Regions from separate parts of the Homo sapiens genome. Here region 2 is linked to region 1. The links are chromatin loops, found by intact Hi-C in ENCODE. Cell type or tissue: heart right ventricle. All regions are shown on one strand.

Region 1 (5,000 bases):
TCCCGGACAACACAGTGTGTATCTTATTCTTTGTACTTCCAGTACCTGACACAATATCTGCTACAAAATATGTGATAAATAAATGTTTCTTGAAGAAAACAGAATCACTCTGTTGTTTTTTATATCAGAGTTAAAGAGACATCATTATTATGCTCATCCTCATTTTCTGCCATGAATGAAAGTCAGTATTATAATCCATCTATCCTCCTCATGCTGAGAAAAAAAATAACTATATCCTCTCTGCTTAAAGAAAATTTACAAGAGTGTGTTCGGTCATCATTGCATACTAAATTAGGCTTGAGTGCAATTATCTATTCATCTGGCCTCCTGCTTGGATAACTGTAGAGTTTTTCAGTCGGTGTGAAAACCTCAGAAGACTTATTTCACAGGCAATCAGGGCATGATTGGAAGAGCACTGGCTTAGATTCTTATGGAGTTCATTTGCTAGAGGAACTGGAGGGTGCAAAACCAGAGAGACTCACCTGATCTCAGTGTGATTTGATGTGATAGTTTCCAAGCAAAAAGCAAAGGACAGATGCAGAGGTAGAGGCAGTGTCTTGTATTTTTCAGCAGCATAGAAGCAGTAGTGGCTCCTTGAATGTTAAGGGCTTCACAAAGATAAAGGAACACTTCTCCAGTGTTATATGCAAATGGACCAGAAGTGGCAACTGGTAGACTAGAATCAAAGGAATGAGCTGTATTGCAACTTGAAAGGCCACTAATATTTCAGTCTAAATTATCTTTCTCAGATTTACTACCTACCACTGGTGAGGCTGACAAAAGATGAGGTTAGCTGAATGAATAATCAAGTTCCCAGGTCTTGGCTATTATGACCGCCAGCATTCCTGTTAGCAGGTGGGGTTGTTTTGCTGGCATTTTATACAAGCGTCTTTCTTCATTCTAGTCACACACAGCTGCTCTAGAGCTTCACAAAGTACAAAACGTTTTTAAAAGCTGGCATCATTTGGAGTTTCCACCTATAGGAAATTTGAAAAGTTGGCATTTGCATTCCCTAAAGTATCAATCTCTAATGAAAACAATGTCAGAGCCTTAAGCACTTTGGCGTTTTCTGGACACATTATAAATATACAGGATATATTTTATCATGTACTGTATATTAGAGCACAGGGACAAAGAACAAGCACCAGGGACAACGGTTTGAGGCAATTCTTTCAACACATTTTCCAAGGCCATTTCAAATGACTCCCTAGTCCTTGAACTCCCTGGTGATAATTTTAATAGCAGCAAGGACTATTTGGTAACTGGCTTGGATGGCAGGTTGCATTTGGCTTTAGCTGATAGAAAGCCTACTGCCTGTTTTTATTGAGGAGACAATATTCTAGACTATTATAAGGATATTTAAAGCTTTTCTAGCACCATATCCCTTAACTTCAGAGTGCTGCTAAGTATTAACATTTCTTCATAGGCTTTCTTTTTTAAACCTGCCTATGGAACTGTTCATCTTTATGTGTAACCACCCTTGATCGTTGATTTGATACCAGAAGTCCTGCACAGAAACCCTGGTCAGCTAGAGGTAACTGTCAGGACTAGGAAAATGCAGATGGTGCTTCAGGTGAACACTGCTTCATCTCTTCCCCAGTGGGCTCCATCTTAACTGCAACTCACTTCATTATCCGCTTGGGTGATTCTGGAACCATAGAAAATCAGGCAAGACTCCTACGGGGCAAACACACATTTACAAAAATAGTTTTAGTCTCACTTCTAATATTTTCCCCCTTTTTGAAATTTCAAAGAGAGCTGAGCAGGCTATTGATAGTCCAGGATGTGTGGTCACCATTTATAAATAGCACTATGAAAACACTACCCATAGTTTTTTTTTGTTGTTTGCCAGCATCTATCAATTGGATACAAATTATCAGACAGATAGCAGACGAGTCGCTACTTGGAGGATGCCCATTTATATAACAGAGGAGGCTCAGCCTGTCCAAGACCTATTTGTTGGCTGAGTGACAGCTCTGTGTGCCCTGGATCAAGGTGTGGCACTGCTGGTGGGTGCCATGGAGAACTCAGCCGAAACCAAGTGTCACATCACATGTCACCAGAGAAGCAATGGCTTCACAGAGCTGTACCTGTAAACGTAAAATGTTTAATGATGAATAATTTGTTTGAAGCTCTTCTTACTCCACATTTCCTTGGAAAATGAAACCACGGGAGGCATGAAAATCTCTAAAGGGCCTTTTTACATAGATTAATGTGGTAATTCTCTCATTACTATGTTCTGAAGAAGAGCTTCTTACACTTGGCTCTGTGCTTTGCCTTCAGTTATAACATGGCTTTGCATTAAGTGTTTTAATAAAATATGAAATTAAATGATCATCCTGGTGATATTCACCTCTTGGTTGAGGTAAGGAAAAATGTAGTTTCCATAGTACATGAAACCAAAGAGATTATTTTGCCTCCAATGAAGAGATCATTGGTCAAAGACAAGGTTTCCCATGGGCTCACACCTCTCCATTAATTGGAAATGTTTTAGTATTCTCTCCTGCATCTTTGAGGATTACAAATAATGTAACCAATTTACAGCTATGGAATATGTATCCCATCAGAAGCTAACCAGTTTAATTTATTTTTTATGCACATTTAACCAGGAAGTATTGGACGAAAGTAATTATTGAGAGTGATCATTTATACTGTCATTAACTATCTGTGCTTCTTTCTGTTGTAATAGGTGAGAAATAGAAACTTCCTGAGCAGCATTGATCTATTGACTGCTGGACCTGTTAGTAATAAAAGCCATAGATCAATAAAGGGATATAGAATAGGGATGTTTTTTGGTATAAAAATGGTGAAATATCTTTTCAAATGACTCATTCTAAAATAACAAAAAATCCTTCAAAACCGTTGAGGTTTGGGGTTATTTTTTAAGCAAGTGGTATTGACTGAAGAGCAAAAGGCCTTCCCACTAATGATGCCAAGGAAGATTACAGTGAGAGTTTTTGCAAATTGATTGTCCTCATTGGGTATCAATACTTTAGTTCTTTCTTAAAGGGATACTAGGGTTGACAAGCCAAAAGACAACAGCTATATGCTAATTGAATTAATTCTTCAACAATATCTCATTATTCTTGCATTCTGGTGCATACACAGCAGAAGATTTAGTTCTGAGACTAGTTACCTGAAGTGATAGTTTAGATCATGGCTCAGGACTGAGAATTGCAGGGTTCAAATCCTGGTTCTACCACTTATTACTTTAGGCAAATTTCTTAACTTTCCTTCACCTTAGAGTCCTCATCTATAAATCAATCATATACATTTCATATTATTATATGAAGATTAAATGAGATACTATTGATAAAGTATGTAGAGCAGAGCTTGGAACATGGCAGATGCTCAATGCATGTTAGTTGTGCTCAGGCATGAAACTTTCCCAGTCCTACCATTCCTAATTTCATGATATGTTATAACCATGATTCCCTTTAACAGTGGTGCCATTTCCCTGAAGAAAAATTGGTAGTATAGGAAAGCCTGAAAGTTGCCACATTGGGAACCATGGTTTCCAGGAATGACATGGAGTCCAAGCTGTGTGATAAATGCTGAATAGTTTAAATATCACCTGCCATGGCTCTCTGGGCCTAAAGGACGGTTCTCCATTTTGGCAGAATCAGGTCTGTTTGATCACTGGCACCTGAGCCAAGGTGTAATGACTTCAGGACATTGCTCCCTGTGGTAGATTTCACTTAAAGGTGCTCAATTTGCATTCTGTAAATGAGGGTAAAGGAAATCATGATAAAAATGCAAATAATTCTCTCTGGTTGTAACAAAATTGCTTGTTATTGTCTCTTTTTCCTCCTGACTACAATATTACACAGAGACTTGCACAATGTTCTCAAGGACTATTTGTAAAATACATTAATAAATACACAGTGTAGCCCTGCACAAGAAGCAATACTTATGGGTATATTGCTTTGGCTGTGAATTTAAAACAGCACACACATGCACACACACACACACACACACACATACACAGGTTCTTCACATTATAAGCCAAATACATATACCAACTGATGATTATACAAATAAATTAGAATCTGTTGATCATATGAGAGTTTACAAATTATCTAAAAAAACATACACCCTTTACATATTTCAAAAGGAACACTCGACATCTAGGTTTGTTGAATTACTGACTCAAGGTGACAAGTTAGAGGCAAAGCTAGAACTAAAATTCGGACTCTGTCCAGATCTTCTTCCTCGGCATCATCCTACCTCTGTTGGTAACAGGACTCCAAACTTGCTTTCACTTATCGAGAGTAAATGCTGAGTAAAACCTTGTTAGAACCTGGGAACATATACGATCTTTATTTCTTGACCCAACATGCCAAACTAAGGTCAGATTGTTAATTTTGTTTTATTTCTTCCTTCAAAAATTGACACACAATTTAGTTCTTTCCAGAAGGGTTAATAGGTTTCTCTTGTGTTAAGAGATATTTACACCAGAGTCTTAAAAATATTGAGTAACATTACAGAAAATAAATCAACAAAAGTTCAAGTTACCTTTCAAATATCAATCATATTTTGACAAGTCACTCCCTTACAAATTACAAATGGCTAAGCACTCTCCATGGGTAGCAACTGCTAGTGTTTTAAATGCAAGTCTTTTGTGAAACTATTCCTTCTTCTAAAGGAATAGTTTATTTTCTGCAAAAGGAAGGCTTTCAATTTTATGTATGTTATATTCAATTGTCATGGACTATACTCATATCATTCCTGATATTCCCTTGTATGACAAGTTTGCTTCCTCACACTCTGATAGCATTTGTAATATTTCATGTGTTTAAAAAGAGATACACTGAATTCCATGTCTTTATATGTAATCCAAATCTAGTTATTCATCAATTCATTGATTCTTAATCATGGTAACTTCTGCCCATTGGAAAAAGGAGAGTGCATTGGCTAAAAACCCACTGCTGCCACCTAGTGTTACTGGGCAAGCACTGCCTCAGCTTGACACCTTGCCTTTGTGCATCAGAAAGACATCA
Region 2 (5,000 bases), 230 kb before region 1:
GACATGTCATCTTGCTTCCAATCTTTACTCCCGTTATGTATTATCTGCATGATAGCCATAGTGCTCTCAAATAAAATGATAACATGTATATATCTATACATAACCATGTAGTTACTTTCACTCTTAGAATTGTCACCATCAGCAAATCTTATTAAACACCAAGGATGTTCAGGGTACTGTGCTGGGTATCAAAACATTTTATATTCATATCCATGTAATGCTACATTTTCTGTTCATATCCATATCCATATAATACTACTATATATGTTTTACTTAGGTATGTGTATATAGATACACACACATTCTATATACATATGATAGGTAATATATAAACATATATGGTTTTATATATATATATATATATATATATATATATATATATATATATATATATATAGTTTTTAGCCAGAAAAATATATATTTTAGACATAGATATTTCTCTGGCTAAAAACCTTCCCAGTGGCTTGCTGCTTTCCTTAGATTTCATATCCTTTGACTTCAAATTTCAGGCCATTACCTGTGTCTCAATCTGCTTGGGTCACTGTAACTAAATACCAGGTTTTGGGTCATATGCTGGGAGAAGTAAACAATAGACCTTTATTTCTCACAGTTCTGCAGGCTGAGAAGTCCAAGATCAAAGATTTGGTGTATGGCGAGAGCAGTTTCAGTGCATGGTGAGCGCCTGCTTCTCTGGCTTGTAGATGTCCGCCCTCTGTCTGTGTGCTCACATGGCCTCTCTCTCTTGTTCTTATAAGGCCACTAATCCCCTTGCTGAGGGTCCCACCTTCATGAGCTCATCTAAACCTCATCACCTTCAAAAGGCCCTACCTCCAAATACCATCACACTAGGGGCTAGGGCTTCAATACATGAATTTTCAAAGGCACAAAACTGCAGCCTGTAATGACCTGCAAGATCTCACTGTAGCCTTTTCCTCACACCTGATCTTCAACTACTCTCTTGCCACCGTGCTGTGCACACTGCTCCTGCCACACTGGTTCTCTTTCTGTTCCTTAAGTAAGCCAGAATTATTCCTAGCTCTGGGCCTTTCTACCTGCTGGGGCCTCATTTTCCCCATGCCTTCATCTGCCTTCTCATTCAGCTCCCAATTCAGGCGTCACCTCCCTCAGAGAGGTTGTCCCTGGCCACCTCAGGATAAATTTGCTTTCTCATTCTTCTCTCATCACTCTGTCTCACACTACCCCACCTTTTTTTCCTTCTTAGTACTTATCACTATCTAAAGTTATCTTTGTTATTGTTGTTATTATAGTAATTATCCATGTATCGCACTTGTACACAACCTCCGTAAGGAAAGATATCTATTCTGTTTATTAGTTTATTTCCAGAATCTAGAACCTAACATATGATATATATATGTATGTGTGTATATATATGTATGTGTATATATGTATGTGTATATATGTATATATATATGTATATATATACACATAAATAAAACGTGTATAATATGGTAGGGTTAGATAGACAGATACATACATACACACGTACATACATACAGGTTTAGTATCACTTATCTGAAATTCTTGAGACCAGAAGTGTTTTGGAATTTGGACTTTTTCAGGTTTTGGAATATATGCTTATAGATAATGAAATATCTTGGGAATGGGACCTCTCTAAACACAAAATTCATTTTTGTTTCATATGTACCTTATAAACATATTTTAAATAATTTTGTGCCTAAAATAAAGTTTTGACTGCATTTTTTACTGAGACCCATCACCTAAGTCAGGTGTAGAATTTTCCATTTGTGGCATTATTTCAGCACTCAAAAAGATTTGGATTTTGGAGCATTTCAGATTTTGGATTTTCAGATTAGGGATGCTCAATCTGTACCAAGGTTTTCATAGGTTAAGGGGATAGAATCGCTAACCATGGTGTAATAGGAATGGTAAGCAGATCAGGAGATATGTTGATTGGGTGTGGGCAGACATTTTGGCACTGTTATGGACTATATAGCCTAGGACTGGGAGCTGAGATTTTCTTCCTAGGCTGGGGAAGCAGAGAAGATTCTGCGAATTGTCTACCTAATTTCAGTGACAAGCCTTGCAATGAAAGCATTGCCTACTGGGCTCTGTCATAGTTCAGAATCTGACCTAAGGTACAAAGAATCCTCTCAGAATCAACTCATTAATAACAAAGAGTTTTAGTTATGTCTTTTTTCCTTGTGGTCAGAGACCCCACCTCTGTCTCTCATTTCATCTACTAGCTCCTAATGAATGGACTAAGCCAATATGCCACAACATTTTGGCATTCATATCTGCTTATGAATAATAAAAATGCAATTCAAACATATGTCTTCTCATTCTAGATCCTCTAATTCTCTGCTTTTGCTCTTAATGCACAATGTTAATGTCAAATTTGTTTGCTTTAATTATGTTAAGAGGTTATGCTGGAAGGTTATCCATTTAGTCTTTAACAGCATGAAATAGCACTTACATTATCATTGTCAGTTTCTGCACATAAACAAGAACTTGATTAACTGTAGCTAACCATGAAGAAATAAATGTTCTCTTAAATGCAGACATTTTTAGTGGATAAGCACTAGGTGTCACTAGTATACTCTCAACTACAATTATCTATACCTTCAGAGGAACTTTAACTGAGGTAGACTGATGAAGAAATATAGGCATTCCTGGCAACAATGGGAACTGTTTCTTCAGCAAATAGTGCTTCTCTGTTTAAAATCAGATCAGACAAAGGTCTTTGTAAAAGATTTTAATGAATTATAAAGAAAATAGTAAGGTAACTTTCAAATATATGAGAGATCATGACTATATATATTGAAGCGCAGCTGAAAATTGCACAAATAAAATATTTGTAAACTGAATTAAGCTTCCTCATTGACTTCCTTTACAATTTTGGACATGTAATTCTACTCCTTCCTCCTGATATTTACAATTCAGCATAAGACAGAAATTATTTCTAATCGTGTGAAAATGTTCTGTATTTTAAAATAATACATGGAAGTGTACAGCTGAAGAAAGTCATTGTGCTGACCACTTGGGATTTGACATTTTACTGTGTAAAAATTATACTGCAATAAAACACTACTAAAAATTACAATTCTTCATCTTAATGTTGCTTCCAACGGCTTTTTGCTTTTGTAAGCATATATTCTGTGATTAAGTTATTACTCTACATAGCATTTTCGAGTAGTTAGTCAAATGAATTCTGAATCCATTTGATCTTTGCTTGTATTAAGGTATGCCACATGGCTAATTCCCACATCTTGGGACTGCTCATCACTCAATAAGGACTAAAATTTAATATTTAAAACACCATTCTGGTGATGTTTACATTGATATGGAGCCATTTTGTTGGTTGTAATCACTGGCCTTTTGAGAATGAAGAGATCTAATGGATGAGAGCAGGTATACTATTGACTAAATAACAGTTGTTTTAAATTCTATCATTTTCTTTAAAGCAGAAATATCAGCATACTCCATTTAAGCACTGCTTAAATTCAATTATGTATGTGAGGTCTCCTAAAGCTCAGATATAAATGCGATCTACTGGGTGACCTTTGTTGCAACCTAGCCTATCAGACTGATCACTAAATATGAGGCAAGGCTTTTTTATTTTTATTAACTGAGTTTCTAAACACTCAGCTACCAGCCCAATCACTAAATATGAGGCAAGGCTTTTTTATTTTTATTAACTGAGTTTCTAAACACTCAGCTACCAGCCCAATCACTAAATATGAGGCAAGGCTTTTTTATTTTTATTAACTGAGTTTCTAAACACTCAACTACCAGCCCAATCACTAAATATGAGCCATAGCTTTTGTTTTTTATTTTAAGCTGAGTTTAGCCATTTCATTAAATATCTAAAACCTGGGAATTGAAAGTTTGAATAAAATTATTTCAGGGAAATTCTTTATGTATACTGAAAAAAAAAAAAAAACACCCTCCAAACTACCCAAGCTTTTTATGCTATAATTTGCTCTTTTAAACGAAACCATTTACCTCTTTTTTGCTGCCCCAAATGACAGATCACTTTTCTGAGTTTCAGCTTCCTTGTCTGGGAAAAGGAAAAGGAATGGACTTTTTAACTTCCCATTGCCCAATCCTTTTTTTAGATCTATGCTGATATTTGAGACTAGCGACAATATGTTTCCACCCTACCTATCTACCTTAAATTCCAGCTTATGGATCTGCTCAGACTTGAGGTTTCTGTGCATTCCCTTTTATTTTAGACTTTCCCCCAATTAGTTCTCTGCCTCTAAATATGCTTAGAAACAATTGAGACCATTACTCCTTTCTTCTTAGGCTTAGCTCACCAGAACTTTCATAGTGTATCTATAATCTACCAGTCGTATGCACCAGCATTATGCATGATTTGATCCCCATCTGAAACCTATTTCCCACTTATTTTGGATTGAGTGCCATCACAGTACATGATTTTGTATGCTTTTTCTTCACTCTATCGTGAGAAGCCAGAATAGCTAAGCTTTATAAGGAGAAAATTCCAGCGCAAAGAAATTTTTTATTGAGTTCCTATTATGTGGCAAGTACAAAGCTAAGGAATGGGTATACAAATGTAGGTTTAAACAAGAGCCCTAATCTTGGAGACCCTACAATATACTGCAGGTAGCCTAGTCATAAAGTGATCATTTTAATATCATAATGAATACCTTCTACACACTAATATTGTCAATTCCAGTAGGAGAGATAGAAGATAATATATTTGCTGCAATGATCTAAAAATAAGTAAGTTTATTCATTTGTGAGGCAAGAGATTGAGAAAGAATAGTTATTAAGCAACCATGATGGTGAACTCTCATCTGAGAAGTTTTGATAGACTAGACAATGAGATCATGAAAGGTTGTGGGTAATAAGCCTAGACACAAATATATATAAATATATGTGTGTGTATATGTGTCTATGATGAAGACAGAAGTCCAGTGGCACCCACCGAGTGTGTTGTAAACCACTTCAGTAGACAGGGCTTTGCAAAACAGCTTCCCTTTCTGTTTCTCAAC

The links. Hi-C counts contacts between places; a loop is a spot of excess contacts. Peaks named below come from ENCODE experiments on the same cell type or tissue, not always from the same donor. Only the 100,000 strongest peaks of a DNase experiment are listed, where the experiment ranks them.
Region 2: a loop joins it to region 1, with 11 times the contacts of the local background. A loop is called at or near these places in 64 of 110 quality-filtered maps.

The regions. Positions count from the first base shown.
Region 1 is chr18:27,594,468-27,599,467 of GRCh38, forward strand. LOC107985126 (a long non-coding RNA gene) reads right to left here and starts at 677. Exons shown (of 3, transcript XR_001753535.1): 1 at 483-677. In heart right ventricle, a CTCF peak has its summit at 4,930 (motif pointing left); a DNase peak (open chromatin) is centred at 4,944.
Region 2 is chr18:27,361,547-27,366,546 of GRCh38, forward strand. No RefSeq gene overlaps it. Among named protein-coding and RNA genes, the nearest start is that of LINC01908, 140 kb to the left of the region's middle. In heart right ventricle, a CTCF peak has its summit at 2,560 (motif pointing right); no DNase peak of the experiment used is centred here.